3 separate regions of the Homo sapiens genome follow, and all the other regions are linked to region 1. Evidence: chromatin contacts called from ENCODE Hi-C or POLR2A ChIA-PET data. All regions are on one chromosome and are shown on one strand. Each heading gives the region's core, a stretch centred on a gene start or an enhancer-like site at or near the end of the contact. The rest is flanking DNA. Distances are from core to core; before and after follow the strand shown.

What was found. Hi-C counts contacts between places; a loop is a spot of excess contacts on that map. ChIA-PET counts read pairs that join two places held with the same protein, here RNA polymerase II (POLR2A). Pooled maps may share reads with other maps.
Region 2: a loop to region 1 is called in a map of gastrocnemius medialis, with 4 times the contacts of the local background. The contact joins two enhancer-like sites. A Hi-C loop is called at or near these places in 7 of 168 maps with a recorded cell type or tissue (GM23248, IMR-90, adrenal gland and 3 more) and 3 of 50 pooled maps. POLR2A ChIA-PET finds 5 or more read pairs at or near these places in 5 of 52 experiments (Caco-2, H1, HepG2 and 2 more).
Region 3: a loop to region 1 is called in a map of mammary epithelial cell, with 5 times the contacts of the local background. The contact joins two enhancer-like sites. A Hi-C loop is called at or near these places in 2 of 168 maps with a recorded cell type or tissue (heart left ventricle and mammary epithelial cell), 1 of 37 single-sample maps with no recorded cell type and 1 of 50 pooled maps. POLR2A ChIA-PET finds 5 or more read pairs at or near these places in 9 of 52 experiments (GM12878, HEK293, HepG2 and 6 more).

What each region holds. Positions count from the first base shown.
Region 1 is chr7:73,355,768-73,360,121 of GRCh38, reverse strand. FKBP6 (FKBP prolyl isomerase family member 6 (inactive)) reads right to left here. Exons shown (of 9, transcript NM_003602.5): 9 at 1,497-1,941. Among named protein-coding and RNA genes, the nearest start is that of FKBP6, 30 kb to the right of the region's middle. Within about 2 kb of position 2,026, at least 15 of the 41 ENCODE cell types and tissues checked have a DNase peak (open chromatin) inside an H3K27ac peak, as active enhancers do; they include gastrocnemius medialis and psoas muscle, where a contact is called at or near this core.
Region 2 is chr7:73,394,056-73,398,409 of GRCh38, reverse strand. No RefSeq gene overlaps it. Among named protein-coding and RNA genes, the nearest start is that of FZD9, 38 kb to the left of the region's middle. RefSeq lists enhancers at 2,021-2,521, 2,522-3,022. Within about 2 kb of position 2,434, at least 4 of the 41 ENCODE cell types and tissues checked have a DNase peak (open chromatin) inside an H3K27ac peak, as active enhancers do; they include gastrocnemius medialis and psoas muscle, where a contact is called at or near this core.
Region 3 is chr7:73,317,053-73,321,406 of GRCh38, reverse strand. TRIM50 (tripartite motif containing 50) reads left to right here. Exons shown (of 7, transcript NM_178125.3): 3 at 1,165-1,260; 4 at 2,355-2,585; 5 at 2,698-2,720. Among named protein-coding and RNA genes, the nearest start is that of TRIM50, 8.9 kb to the left of the region's middle. RefSeq lists enhancers at 1,077-1,969, 1,970-2,863. Within about 2 kb of position 1,731, at least 5 of the 41 ENCODE cell types and tissues checked have a DNase peak (open chromatin) inside an H3K27ac peak, as active enhancers do.

The DNA of each region.
Region 1 (4,354 bases), core at 777-3,276:
TCTGGAGGTGTAGATGTGGCAAACATCGCCAAGTTCCTGGTGACCTCTGAGAAAGCCACTCTTCTAGAGCCACCACTCCAGCAACGCGGGTTGAAGGGAGCACTGGGGGAGGGCAGGCACTTCCAGGGGAGGCCTCTTGATGATACCCTGGTCCCCTGGTGGCATCACCCGCCCTCCTCCTCCACAAAGAGAGGCAGTGCAGCCTGCTCCCCCAGGACTTGGTTTCTGCTCTCTAAGCCGATTCTGTCAGAAGGTGAGGCCCTGGTAGGTGGGGGCACAGGCCGGGGGCCTCCTAGGCCAGGCAGCACGCCCAGCCCTCGAGAAGGACCCATGGCCTGGATGGGTCCCTTTCCCAGCCCTTCGCCGCTGGGTTATATCTGAAATGCTCTGAAGTGTTTTTGGGGTGGCGGGAGGCAGGCAGTGAAGAGAGTACAAGCAATGGGCAGCCTTCCCAAAAGAGGAGCCAGGAAATCCCGGAGCTGGAAGCTTGGAAATTCAAGGAAGACAGTGTCTTGGGGAGGAGGAAGTTTCAGAGTAGTAAAGTCAGGTCCGATCGGGACAAAGAAATGCCTGCTGGATCCCATGGCCCGAGCAGATCAGCAGCGAGATGGGACGGCAGCGGGGCAAGGAGTCACTGGCTGAGAGTGGAGAAGCCAGTGTAGACGGCACCCTTGAGGAAGGAGGGTGACCAAGGTCAGGGAGGCTAATGAGAGGGGACACGGGGTCGAGAAAGGCTTCGGGGCAGTGTGGGCACTGTGGGGGAGACCTGGAGGCACAGCTGTGGGTACTCATGGAGGCTGAGAGGTGGGGCAGAACAGGGGAGGGGAGCCTCCTGCCTCAGCCCCATGAGGGAGCGTGGGACCCTGGGAAAGGCTCAGAGACGCCTGTGTGGGGCAGAAAGCCCGGGGTGTCGGGGTACGGGAGGGTGAGGTGGCCTCAGGGCTGTGTGGGGCAGGGAGCCCAGGGTGTTGGGGTGCAGGAGGGTGAGGTGGCATCAGGCCTGTGTGGGGCAGGGAGCCCGGGGTGTTGGGGTGCAGGAGGGTGAGATGGCCTCAGGCCTGTGTGGGGCAGGGAGCCCGGGGTGTCGGGGTGCAGGAGGGTGAGGTGGTCTCAGGGCTGTGTGGGGCAGGGGGCCCGGGGTGTCGGGGTACAGGAGGGTGAGGTGGCCTCAGGGTCGTGTGGGGCAGGGAGCCCGGGGTGTCGGGGCGCAGGAGGGTGAGGTGGCCTCAGGGCTGTGTGGGACAAGGATCCCGGGGTGTCGGGGTATGGGAGGGTGAAGTAGCTTCAACTTTCCATTAAGCTGCTGGCATCAGCTCCCCACACTGGGAGCGGGCTTAGGGAACCCCAAGCCTGGTGTGCAGCGTTTCGTTATCAGGTGAATCAGAACCGCTGGCTCCAGAGCTTGAGCCCCAGCCCCACTGGCAAATGGCCTCCCCCTGCCCACCTGGGGACTCTGGAAGCTTAGCTGAGTCCACGCAATTCACTTATACTGGATCTTGCAAGGACAAGGAAGTGTTTTATTTATTTACAACAAAAACATTTGTAACATAATTCTGTCTTCAAAACAGAGAACCCTACAAAATACACAAAGCAATCTCTATTGGTGTTGACTCAGGGACATTCGCAGCCGGAAGCAGGGCTGGGACTGGGAGGGAAGCCAAGGACTAATTCCGTCTAAAAAAACAAGAAACTGCCTTAAAAAAAGTAGCAGTGTTCTACTTGTCAGTAGCTGCGCTTTCCCCTCCCTTCTGTTACGAACACGGAAAACAGAAAACAGCACCTGTGAAAACACGTTTCAGCCGCGTCCATGAGAGATGCGGCCACAGGACATTCCAGCCCCTGCTCCTGGAAGGTGGCTGCCACGGCTGCGCTGGGAGCTCCCTTCCACTCCCCCAATGATGGAGAACCACAGCTCTCTCCCCTCGTTGGTAGGTGAAGAACCTGGGAATCAAACAGCCATTAAAAACATCTCAGGACTCAGCAGCTGCCACACGACGTCACAGTCACATGTGCTGAGGGCTAGCAGCTGAGGTCAGGGAAGGGCATGGCCGGTGACCACACAGGAGCCAAGAGACAGATGCCATCACCGTGTGGCCCTACTAGATGGGCTCTGGGAAACTTTTTTTTTTTTTTTTGAGACAGAGCCTTACTCTGTCACCCAGCTGGAGTGCAGTAGCACAGGCTCTGCTCACTGCAACCTCTGCCTCCCGGGTTCAAGTGATTCTCCTGCTTCAGCCTCCTGAGTAGCTGGGATTACAGGCACGCACCACCACGCCTGGATACTTTTTTTTGCATTTTTAGTAGAGACAGGATTTCGTCATGTTGGCCAGGCTGGTCTCGAATTCCTGACCTCAAGTGATCTGCCTGCCTCGGCCTCTCAAAGTGCTGGGATTACAGGCGTGAGCTACCCTTTCCCTTCTCTTTCCTCCCTACCCCAATACAACCAAAGGAGCCAGCACCTGAGAGAGGGAAGAGGAGGTGGGGTGTCAGGAACAGACCCCTTTCCAGTCAGACTTCCAGAACCACAGGCAACGGGACAGAAGTAAGTAAAGACTGAGGTGGTGCCAGGCGCATTGGCTCACACCTGTAATCAAAGCAGTTTGGGAGGCTGAGGCGGGCGGATCACTTGACATCAGTAGTTCGAGACCAGCCTAGCCAACATGATTAAACCCCATCTCTACTAAAAATACAAAAATTAGCCAGGCGTGGTGGCTGGTGCCTGTAATCCCAGCTACTTGGGAGACTAAGGCAAGGAGAATTGCTTATACCCGGGAGGCAGAGGTTGCAGTGAGCCAAGATCGCCTGAGTGACAGAGTGAGACTCCGTCTCAAAAAAAAAAAAAAAAAAAAAAACCAAACCAAACAAAAACAAACAAACATTTCCATAACATGATAAGAAAAAAATACAGCTCAGCCAAAGTCAGCATGGTGTTTAACGGTGGAGCGAGCAGCAGCTCCATTACGGTCATGAGGCACACCCATCGCTACTGTTCTAGAAGCATGCACCGCACCATCAGGCTCTGAATAAGACATGAGAGGAGGGCCAGGCACAGTGGCTCATGCCTGTAATCCCAGCACTTTGGGAGGCCAAGCTGGGGGGGATCACCTGAGGTCAGGAGTTCAAAATCAGCCTGGCCAACATGGTGAAACCTCGTTTCTACTAAAAATACAAAAATTAGCTGGGCGTGGTGGCAGGCACCTGTAATCCCAGCTACTCGGGAGGCTGAGGCAGGAGAATCGCTTGAACCCAGGAGGCAGAGGTTGCAGTGAGCCGAGATCACGCCACTGTACTCCAGCCTGGGTGACAAGAGTGAAACTCTGTCTTGTGAGGGGAAACAAAAAAGATACAAGAGGAGAAGACAAAATGACCATTACCGGCATATGGTATCACATACCTGATGCATGCAGTGAAACTGCTGATAGAACTCACAGAATTAATGACAGAGTTATCAAAAATAACTTAAAAACATCAGAAAGGTGTTTGGTTATAGAGAAACAATTAGGCAATTTACAGAAAGGCCACCTCAGTCTGGAAACATGTGAACAGAGACCTGGTCAGGGAACTGCTAATGCTAGTAATGAGATCCTATTTGAGATACACCAACCTGGCAAATATTAAAAAGTCTAGCAATCCAAATGATGGCAAAGCGACGGAATGGAATCTCTCAGACACTACCAAGAACAAACTGGTACAGCCACTGGAGAGGTCAGTTTAGCATGACCTAGTTCAGGCAAAGACACACCCATCACAACCAGTGATAGGACTTTGACTGTCACAGGAAAGTCAGGCGTGAGGATAGCTCCATGACCATGTTTCTGTGTGTCTATCTAATCTCTACCTACCTACCTGCCTACTAATCACTGTGAAAACCATTTCCATATCCTGACAGGATGGAATGCTATCCAGCCACTTCTTAAAAACGACGTAGTTCTCTTTGTGTTAACTTAGAAAACACTCAAAATGCAATAAAAATATATTCTAGTACAAAATGTATAATTCTTTTTGTGGACAAGTTACATATACACTCACTTTTTTTTTTTTTTTTTTTTTTTTTTTGAGACAGAGTCTTGCTCTGTCGCCCAGGCTGGAGTGCAGTGGCACGATCTCTGCTGTCTGCAAGCTCCGCCTCCCGGGTTCAAGCCACTTCCTTGCCTCAGCCTCCCGAGAAGCTGGGACCACAGGCGCCCGCTACCACACTCAGCTAATTTTTTGTATTTTTAGTAGAGACGGAGTTTCACTGTGTTAGCCAGGATGGTCTCGATCTCCTGACCTCGTGATCTGCCTGCTTCGGCCTCCCAAAGTACTGGGATTACAGGTGTGAGCCATCGCACCCGGCTGGCATGTGGCATTTTTA
Region 2 (4,354 bases), core at 1,185-3,684, 38 kb before region 1:
AACAAGAGAGAAATTCCGTCTCAAAAACAAAAAAACAAAAAGCAACAACAAAAACTCAACCATCTGACCATCACCTGGTGGCTGCCTGACATTCCTGGTTGTGGGGGTCTTGCCCTGCTCCTGTGTGACTAGCTCCCTACTGTAACAGAAGGCCTTCTCAACAAGGCTGCATAGCAGGGTGAGGCAGGGAGGGAGGCCAGAGAGAGGCTGTGCAGGCCAGGACCTGAGTTCTCTGTCCAAGTGAACACGAGTGTGGGGCCAGGTGTATTTATAACACAGGCCCGAACAAATGGGACCATGCCTCACATAAATCAGGCTATTTCCTTGGCAGGGGTAAAAATAGCCACATGGCATCCTGCACATGGCTGTGCGTGGAGCAGAGATGGCCCAGCCAACCCTGCACCCGCCCCCCACCCCCAACAAGGCCCCACCCGCTGGTCAAGCCCCATTTGCCCATCTGGACCAGGTTTCTTCTCCTCTCTCCTCCTCCCCCTTCTCCTCTTCCCCCTCCCCCTCCCCTCCCCCCGCCTCCTCCTCACTCTTCCCCTCCCCTTTCCCCTACTCCTCCTCCCTCTCCCACTCCCCTTCTCCTCCTCCCTCTCCCCTCCTCCTCCCCCTTCTCCTTCTCCTCCCCCTTCTCCTTCTCCTCCCCCTTCTCCTTTTCTTCCCCCTTCTCTTCCTCCAGCACCAGGCTTACTGCCTGCCCTGCGTCTCCCAAGACGGGTGCTGCCTCCCAAACTGAGCTGCTGGAGAAGAGGGGCCCGGTAGAGACGGCTGACTTGGGCTGGCTCAGGCCAGCTGCAGAGGAGACAGGACAGATCCCTGGGCAAAGTCAAGATGGAGAAACAGTCAGAGGCGGCAGCGGTTGCGGACTGTGAGGCGGAGAGACTTCAGTTGAAAGCCCCTAAAAAGCATCCGAGTGCGCTATTCGCTCCTCTGTGATCTGACAGCAGGTGAAACTGAGGCGGAAGGGAAGGGAGGAGCTCAGGGTGACCTGGAACCAGGGTTGAGCTGGGAGGAGACCCCTCTGCCGGTGTAGCCTGGGGTCTGCAGCAGGGTCATTTGGGGAGGCTCCTTATGATAAAGGCTCCAGGGCCTGCTTTGAGCCCCCCAAGACATAGACTCTCTGGGGTTGGGGCCAGAGCTACATTTTATTTTTTTAATTGATCATTTTATATTTATTTGTATTTTTTAAGAGACAGGGTCTTGCTCTGTTGCCCAGGCTGGAGTGCAGTGGTGTGATCATGGCTCACTGCAGCCTTGACCTCCTGGGCTCAAGCGATTCACCCACCTCAGCCTCCGCGGTAGCTGGGCCCACAGGTGCACATGCTGCCATGTTTAGCTAATTTTTAATTTTTTTGTAGAGACAGAGTCTTGCTATATTGCCCAGGCTGGTCTTGAACTCCTGGCCTCAAGCAATCCTCCTGCCTCAGCCTCCTGAGTAGCTGGGATTACAGGCATGAGCCACTGCATCTGGTGCAGAGCTGCATTTTTTTTTTTTTTAGACAGAGTTTTGCTCTTGTTGCCCATGCTGGAGTGCAATGGCATGATCTTGGCTCACTGCAACCTCTGCCTCCCGGGTTCAAGCAATTCTCCTGCCTCAGCCTCCTGAGTAGCTGGGGCTACAGGCATGTGCCACCATGCCTGGCTAATTTTTTTGTATTTTTAGTAAAGACGGGGTTTCACCATGTTGGCCAGGCTGGTCTTGAACTCCCAATCTCAGGTGATCCACCCGCCTCAGCCTCCCAAAGTGCTGAGATTACAGGCATGAGCTACCGTGCCTGGCCCCAGAGCTACATTTTAAACAACTCCCCATCCCCGTGCAGCTCCAAGAGCCACTGTCCCTGCCTTAAGTATCCCAGGCCCTCCCGACCTCCACTCTGATGCAGCCCCCACCAGAAGACTGGCGCCTTGGGAGGTGGGAGGCAGGACAGGGTCAAGGTGTCCCTCTGTGCCCTCCCTGCCATCCCTTCCCCTTGGGCCAGCCAGTTTTCCAGCTGTCTCTAGGTCAACAACCGTGGGAAAAAGTGACCGGGTGGAAAAGCAACCTATTTGGGGCATGATCACACTCTGCCCTGGTCACCCAGTTCTCCCGTGTCCCAGCCTCTCTCTGAAGGATCCATTCCTGGTTGGGGGTGCAGGGATGCAACCTTCCTAGGGATCAGGCCCCGGGTCAGGTCTGGGAAGGGCCGGTAGGGAAGGACCTGCTAGGGGCCATTCATAAGCACATTCATTCAATCCACACAACACGTGTTTGCAGCAGCTATTATTATCTCTGTTTTTACACACTGGAATTTGAACTGGGGTCTCTCCAACCACAACCCAGGGTCTAGATCACAGTGGAAAACTCCAAATTCCTTTTGTGTCCAAGCTCAGGACTGTCACACAGCTGCCTCCAGCGTCTCTCTCCCATAATGTCCAGGGTGTGGGCGTCCAGCCTCGGCCCAACCAGCGGGTGGCAAGGTGCCCTCTCCACCCTCTCTGGAGTCCTGGAGTCCGGCCCTCTTCCAGGGCAGTGGCCTCTGCCTGGCAGAACATCACCATGCCCTGGGCGCTGAGGGTAGAGGCTCTCGTCCTGGCAGAGGCTGCAGGCACGTAATTCATTTAATTGGACTTCAGCGGTGGTTCTGGCCACACCACACCCCAGGAGACCTCGGAGGAGTTACTCTTCTCTGAGCTTCCTTTGTGTAACTGTCAGAGCCGTTTGAACCAGAGTGACTCCACCTTGAAGAGCAGCTGGGTAAAATGAGGCTGACACTGGCTGGGCTGCATTCCCAGGCGGTTAAGGCATTCTAAGTCACAGGATGGGATAGGAGGTCGGCAAGTCCGATATCACAAGATACAGGTCCAAAGACTTTGCTGATGAGGCAGGATGCAATAAAGAAGCTGGCCAAAACCCACCAAAACCAAGATGGCGACTAAAGTGACCTCTGGCCACCCTCACTGCTCATTAATGGTAATTAAAATATATTAGCATGGCGTATAGGCACAGTGGCTCACTCCTGTAATCCCAGCACTTTAGGAGGCTGAGGCAGGTGGATCACGAGGTCAGGAGTTCAAGACTAGCCTGGCCAATATGGTGAAACCCCATCTCTACCAAAAATACAAAAATTAGCCGGGCGTGGTGGCACGCGTCTGTAGTCACAGCTACTCGGGAGGCTGAGGCAGAAGAATCGCTTGAACCCAGGAGGTGGAGATTGTAGTGAGCCGAGATCGTGCCACTGCACTCCAGCCTGGGTGACAGAGCGAGACTCCGTCTCAAAAACAAAATATATATATACACACACACACAGATATATTAGCATACAAAAGACACTCCCAACCAGCCCCATGACAGTTTACAAATGCCATGGCAATGTCCAGAAATTACACTATATGGTCTAAAAGGGGGAGGAACCGTCATTTCTGGGAATGGCCTGCCCGTGTCCTGGAAAAGTCATGAATAATCCACACCTTGTTTAGCATATGATCAAGAAATAACCATAAAAATAGCCAGTCGGCAGCCCTGGGGTTTGCTCTGCCTATGGAATAGCCATTCTGTATTAGTCTGTTTTCACACTGCTGATAAAGACATACCCAAGACTCGGTAATTTATAAAGAAAAAGAGGTTTAATGGACTCACAGTTCCACGTGGCTGGGGAGGCCTCACAATCATGGTGGAAGGTGGAAGCCATGTCTTACATGGTGGCAGGCAAGAGAGCACTTGTGTAGAGAAACTCCCCTTTATAAAACCATCAGACTTGTAAGACTTATTCACTATCATGATAACAGCATGGGAAAGACCCACCCCCATGAGTCAATTACCTCCCACCGAGTCCCTCCCAGCACATGCGGGAATTGTGGGAGTTACAATTCAAGATGAGATATGGGTGGGGACACAGACAAACCACATCACATTTTTTTATTCCTTTACTTCTCTAATAAACTTGCTTTCATTTGCTGGACTTGCTCCAATTCTTTCTTGTGCAAGGTCCAAGAACCCTCTCTTGGGCTCTGGATCTGGACCCCTTTCTGGTAACACAAACAACACTTGATGAGCACAGAACCCACAGACAGGCCCCTCTTATCCAGTTCTAAACTGGGAATTCTCTCATTCATTCTACAGGCATTCATGGAGGACCTCTTATGGGAAAGGCGTTATTCCTGGGTTGGGGGTAGAGCAGGGGACAGGACAGGCAAGGTCCCTGTACACCTGGCACTTACATTCTAGAGAACATCAATGCTGGGCACAGTGTCTCACGCCTGTAATCCCAGCACTTTGGGAGGCCGAGGAGGATGGATCACCTGAGGTCAAGAGTTCAAGACCAGCCTGGCCAACATAGTGAAACCCCATCTCTACTAAAAATACAAAAAT
Region 3 (4,354 bases), core at 482-2,981, 38 kb after region 1:
TTTTGTGATGGCTCCTGATTAAATACCCACTAATTCTGGATCTGCTGGTGACCACAGAGTTCACCTGATGGGTCCCCTACAGGCAGCATTCAATCCAGGAAGTGCCAGCATCACATGGTGACTTCTGGTAGCTGTAACGTTTAGTGACTCTCTCCATGTCATGCAGAGGGGTGACATTGAGACCCTCTTATGCCTGGGAAGTTCCTGCTGTCAATGCAGAATATTCTTTAAAAAAAAATTAGAGATGGGATCTCACTGTGTTGCCCAGGCTGGTCTCAAACTCCTATCCTCAAGTGATTCTCCCACCTTGGCCTCCTAAAATGCTGGGATTACAGGCACGAGCCATTGTGCCCAGCCTAGAATATTCCTTTTTTTTTTTTTTGAGACGGAGTTTCACTCTTGTTGCCCAGGCTGGAGTGCAATGGCGCGATCTTGGCTCACTACAACCTCTGCCTCCCAGGTTCAAGCAATTCTCCTGCCTCAGCCTCCCGAGTAGCTGGGATTACAGGCATGCACCACCACGCCTGGCTAATTTTGTATTTTTAGTAGAGACAGGGTTTCTCCATGTTGAGGCTGGTCTCGAATTCCTGACCTCAGGTGATCCACTCGCCTCGGCCTCCCAAAATGCTGGGAGTACAGGCGTGAGCCACTGCGCCCAGCCTAGAATATTCTTGAATTAATTTATCTTATTTTTTATTTTTATTTTTTTGAGACAGAGTCTCACTGTGTCACCCAGGCTGGAGTGCAGTGGCATGATCTTGGCTCACTGCAACCTCCACCTCCCAGATTCAAGCGATTCTCGTGCCTTAGCCTCCCAAGTAGCTGGGACTACAGGTGTATGCCACCACGCCTGGCTAATTTTTGTATTTTTAATAGAAATGGGGTTTCACTATGTTGGCCAGGCTAGTCTCGAACTCCTGACCTCAAGTGAAGTCCCACCTCAGTCTCCCAAAGTGCTGGAATTACAGGCGTGAGCTTCTGCGCCCAGACTATTCTCGAACAATTTAACCTGTTTTGGACTCAAGGGTACCTGGGTGGCTCTGGTTCCCGCCCTGGTTTCCCTGGGAGTGCTTGTGGCCATTGGGATACTCCCAAGAAGGTGATCCAAGGAGCTGAGAAGGGGAGGGATCAGCTGCTCATGGGGCCATGGCCTGTTGCCTCCAGGAGGAGCTCGCAGCCCTCATCTCTGAGCTGAAGCAGGAGCAGAAAAAGGTGGATGAGCTCATCGCCAAACTGGTGAACAACCGGACCCGAATCGTCGTGAGTGCCCCTTCCCTCTGCCCCTGCCTGGGACCGGCCACCTTCACTTTCCTGTAGAACTCAGTTCTCATTGGTCCTTTACAGAAAACCATGCCTTCCATATAAAGCCAGAACTCAAAGCATTCCCAGGGCGGGGTGGGGAAAGCGCAAATCCTCTCAGGGGAATTCAACCCAGTTGTCGTTAGGACTGGCTCCAAGTTGGCTTTTGCCCTCTGTGTCCTTGAGACTGAGATAACCCAGGACTTGAGTCTCAGGGGGTAAACAGCTCAAAGCATGGGCATGACTCCTCCGCCCCTGTGCCACCTGTGTCTGCTTGACCTTGCCAGCCTGTCATGGTGCCCTCCCAGTACCTGGGTGCTCAGGCGTGGAGAGGCTGGCAGCCCTGGGCCCTGGCTGATCTCCCGAAGTGAGAGGCACATGGGGCTGGGAGCCATAGTGCCCCGGCCCTGGAGGTGGCTGTGAAACAGAAACAGGAGCCGGGCAAGATCCAGGAGCACTCAGCCTCCCTCATTTACCCTCCTCACCCTTGCGCGGCAGGCGGTACCAGCCCTGCCTGGTGGAGGCGGAGCTCAGGGTTCTGCAGGGAGTTCTGGCTCCCTCACAGCAAAGCCTGCTCGCCTAGGGCCTTCCTGCTTTCCTTCAGTTGTGGAACTCTGGGATATGCACATTTAATAGCTGAAATAGGCAAAGTGGGGTGTGGTGGCGTGCATCTGTAATCCCAGCAACTCGGGAGGCTGAGGCGGGAGGATTGCTTGAGGCTGGGAGGTCAAGGCTACAGTGAGCTATGATCATGCCACTGTGCTCCAGCCTGGGCAACAGAGTGAGACCCTGTCTCTTAAAAAAAAAAATTAAAACAGGCCAAAACAGAGCCTCTCCATTTGAAACGGGAGCTGGGGTCACCCTCCCCACGGCCACCGCCAGGGCTCCCCATGCATGGGGTGAACTCCCTGCCCGGCGCCAGGCCATGCAGCCTCCCCTGAGACTCAGGTCCCAGGACCAACCCGGTCAGGAAGGCCCTGGGGACACCGAGGCCAGCCAGACAGAGCCTGGCAGCTCGGCTGTGACTCTGCAGTGACCAGCCCTCCCTGTCCCAGAATGAGTCGGATGTCTTCAGCTGGGTGATCCGCCGCGAGTTCCAGGAGCTGCACCACCTGGTGGATGAGGAGAAGGCCCGCTGCCTGGAGGGGATAGGGGGTCACACCCGTGGCCTGGTGGCCTCCCTGGACATGCAGCTGGAGCAGGCCCAGGGAACCCGGGAGCGGCTGGCCCAAGCCGAGTGTGTGCTGGAACAGTTCGGCAATGAGGACCACCACAAGTTCATCCGGGTGAGTGGACAGGGAGGCGTCCCATCCCCATACCCGCCAGGGCCTTCCCCTTCCCAACAGTGCCCTAGCTTCCCACCTTCTAGCCTTAACCTCCCTCTCTCTTGCCTTCCAGAAGTTCCACTCCATGGCCTCCAGGTAATAACCTTGGAGAGAGCTCAGCCAGGGTCTGGTGGCTGCGGGCACGGGCATCTCAGCTCCACTGGTTCCTCCATTCGGTTTAACCAGCGCCTCCCAAGCAGCTGCCCACAGCTGGCTCTATAACTGAGCCTGGGAAAAACAGAGGAAAGTCATGTCCCTGCCTTCAAGGGTCTCGTAGATGGGTGGGGAGGCAGATGGTGAACTGTGGGTACCTAGAACAGCAGAAGTTCACTCAAGCTACAGAAATACTAGAGGAGGGTAGCTCATGCCTGCAATCCCAGTACTTTGGGAAGCCAAGGCAGGAGGATTGCTTGAGGCCAGGAGTTCGAGACCAGCCTGGCCAATGTAGTAAGACCCCATCTCTACAAAAAATACAAAAATAAAAAAATTAGTTGGGCATGGTGTCATGTGCCTATAGTCCCCGCTACTCATGAGGCTGAGGCGGGAGGATTGCTTGAGCCCAGAAGTTTGATGCTGCAGTGAGTCGTGACCATGCTACTGCATGATCCAGCCTGGGTGACGGAGCGAGACCCTGTCTCAGAAAACAAAACAGAATGCTAGAGGAGGAGCAGGTGTCTGGGGGACCTGGCAGAGGGGCACAGGCCTGATGGCTGAGAAGGACCCAGGACCTGAGTTTGCCAGGCAAGCCGAGGAAACGGTCCTGTAAAAGGGGGAGTGGCATGTGGACTCTGGTTATGAGTTCAGGGTGGCTGGGTGTAAGGCAGGATATCACCAGGAGTCGGAGCTGGGAGAGGTGGGAAATGGCCAGAAGCAACATCCAGGAGCACCGGGCATCCCTTGCTTACCCTCCTCACCCTTGCGCAGCAGGCAGTATCAGCCCTGCCTGAAACTTGCTCTGCAGATTGTGGGAAGAGAGTGGATCCATGTTCTAGACCCAACAAACGAACACGTGCAGTTCCCAAGCCTTCCTCACTCCCTGTTTATGGGAGACTCCGTGTTTCTCACATTTCTTTTAGTCTTAGAGACAATTTGGTCAGAAGACATGGGTTTAAATGAAGGGACAGAGGCTGGGCATGGCGGCTTACACCTGTAATCCCAGCATTTTGGAAGGCTGAGGCAGAAGGATGCCTTCAGGTCAGGAGTTCGAGACCAGCCCAGCCAACATGGTGAAACCCCGTCTCTATGAAAAATACAAAAATTAGCTGGGTGTGGTGGCAGGCACCTGTAATCACAGCTGCTGGGGAGGCTGAGGCATGAGAATCACTTGAACCTGGGAGGTAGAGGTTTCACCGAGCTAAGATCACCCCACTGCACTCCAGCCTGGGCGACAGAGCAAGACTCCATCTCAAAAAAAAAAAAAAAAAAAAAAGTCTTGGCATGGTGGCTCATAGCTGTAATCCCAGCACTTTGGGAGGCCAAGGTGGGTGGATTGCTTGAGCTCAGGAGCTCAAGACCAGCCTGGGCAACATGGTGAAACTGTCTCTACCAAAAATAGAAAAAAATTAGCTGGGCATGGTGGCACATGCTTATAGTCCCAGCTGCTAGGTAGGCTGAGGTGGGAGGATCACTTGAGCCCAGGGGGTTGAGGCTGCACTGAGTCGAAATCATGCCACTGCACTCCAGCCTGGGTGACAGAGTGAAACTCTGACTCAAAAAAAAAAGACACATTA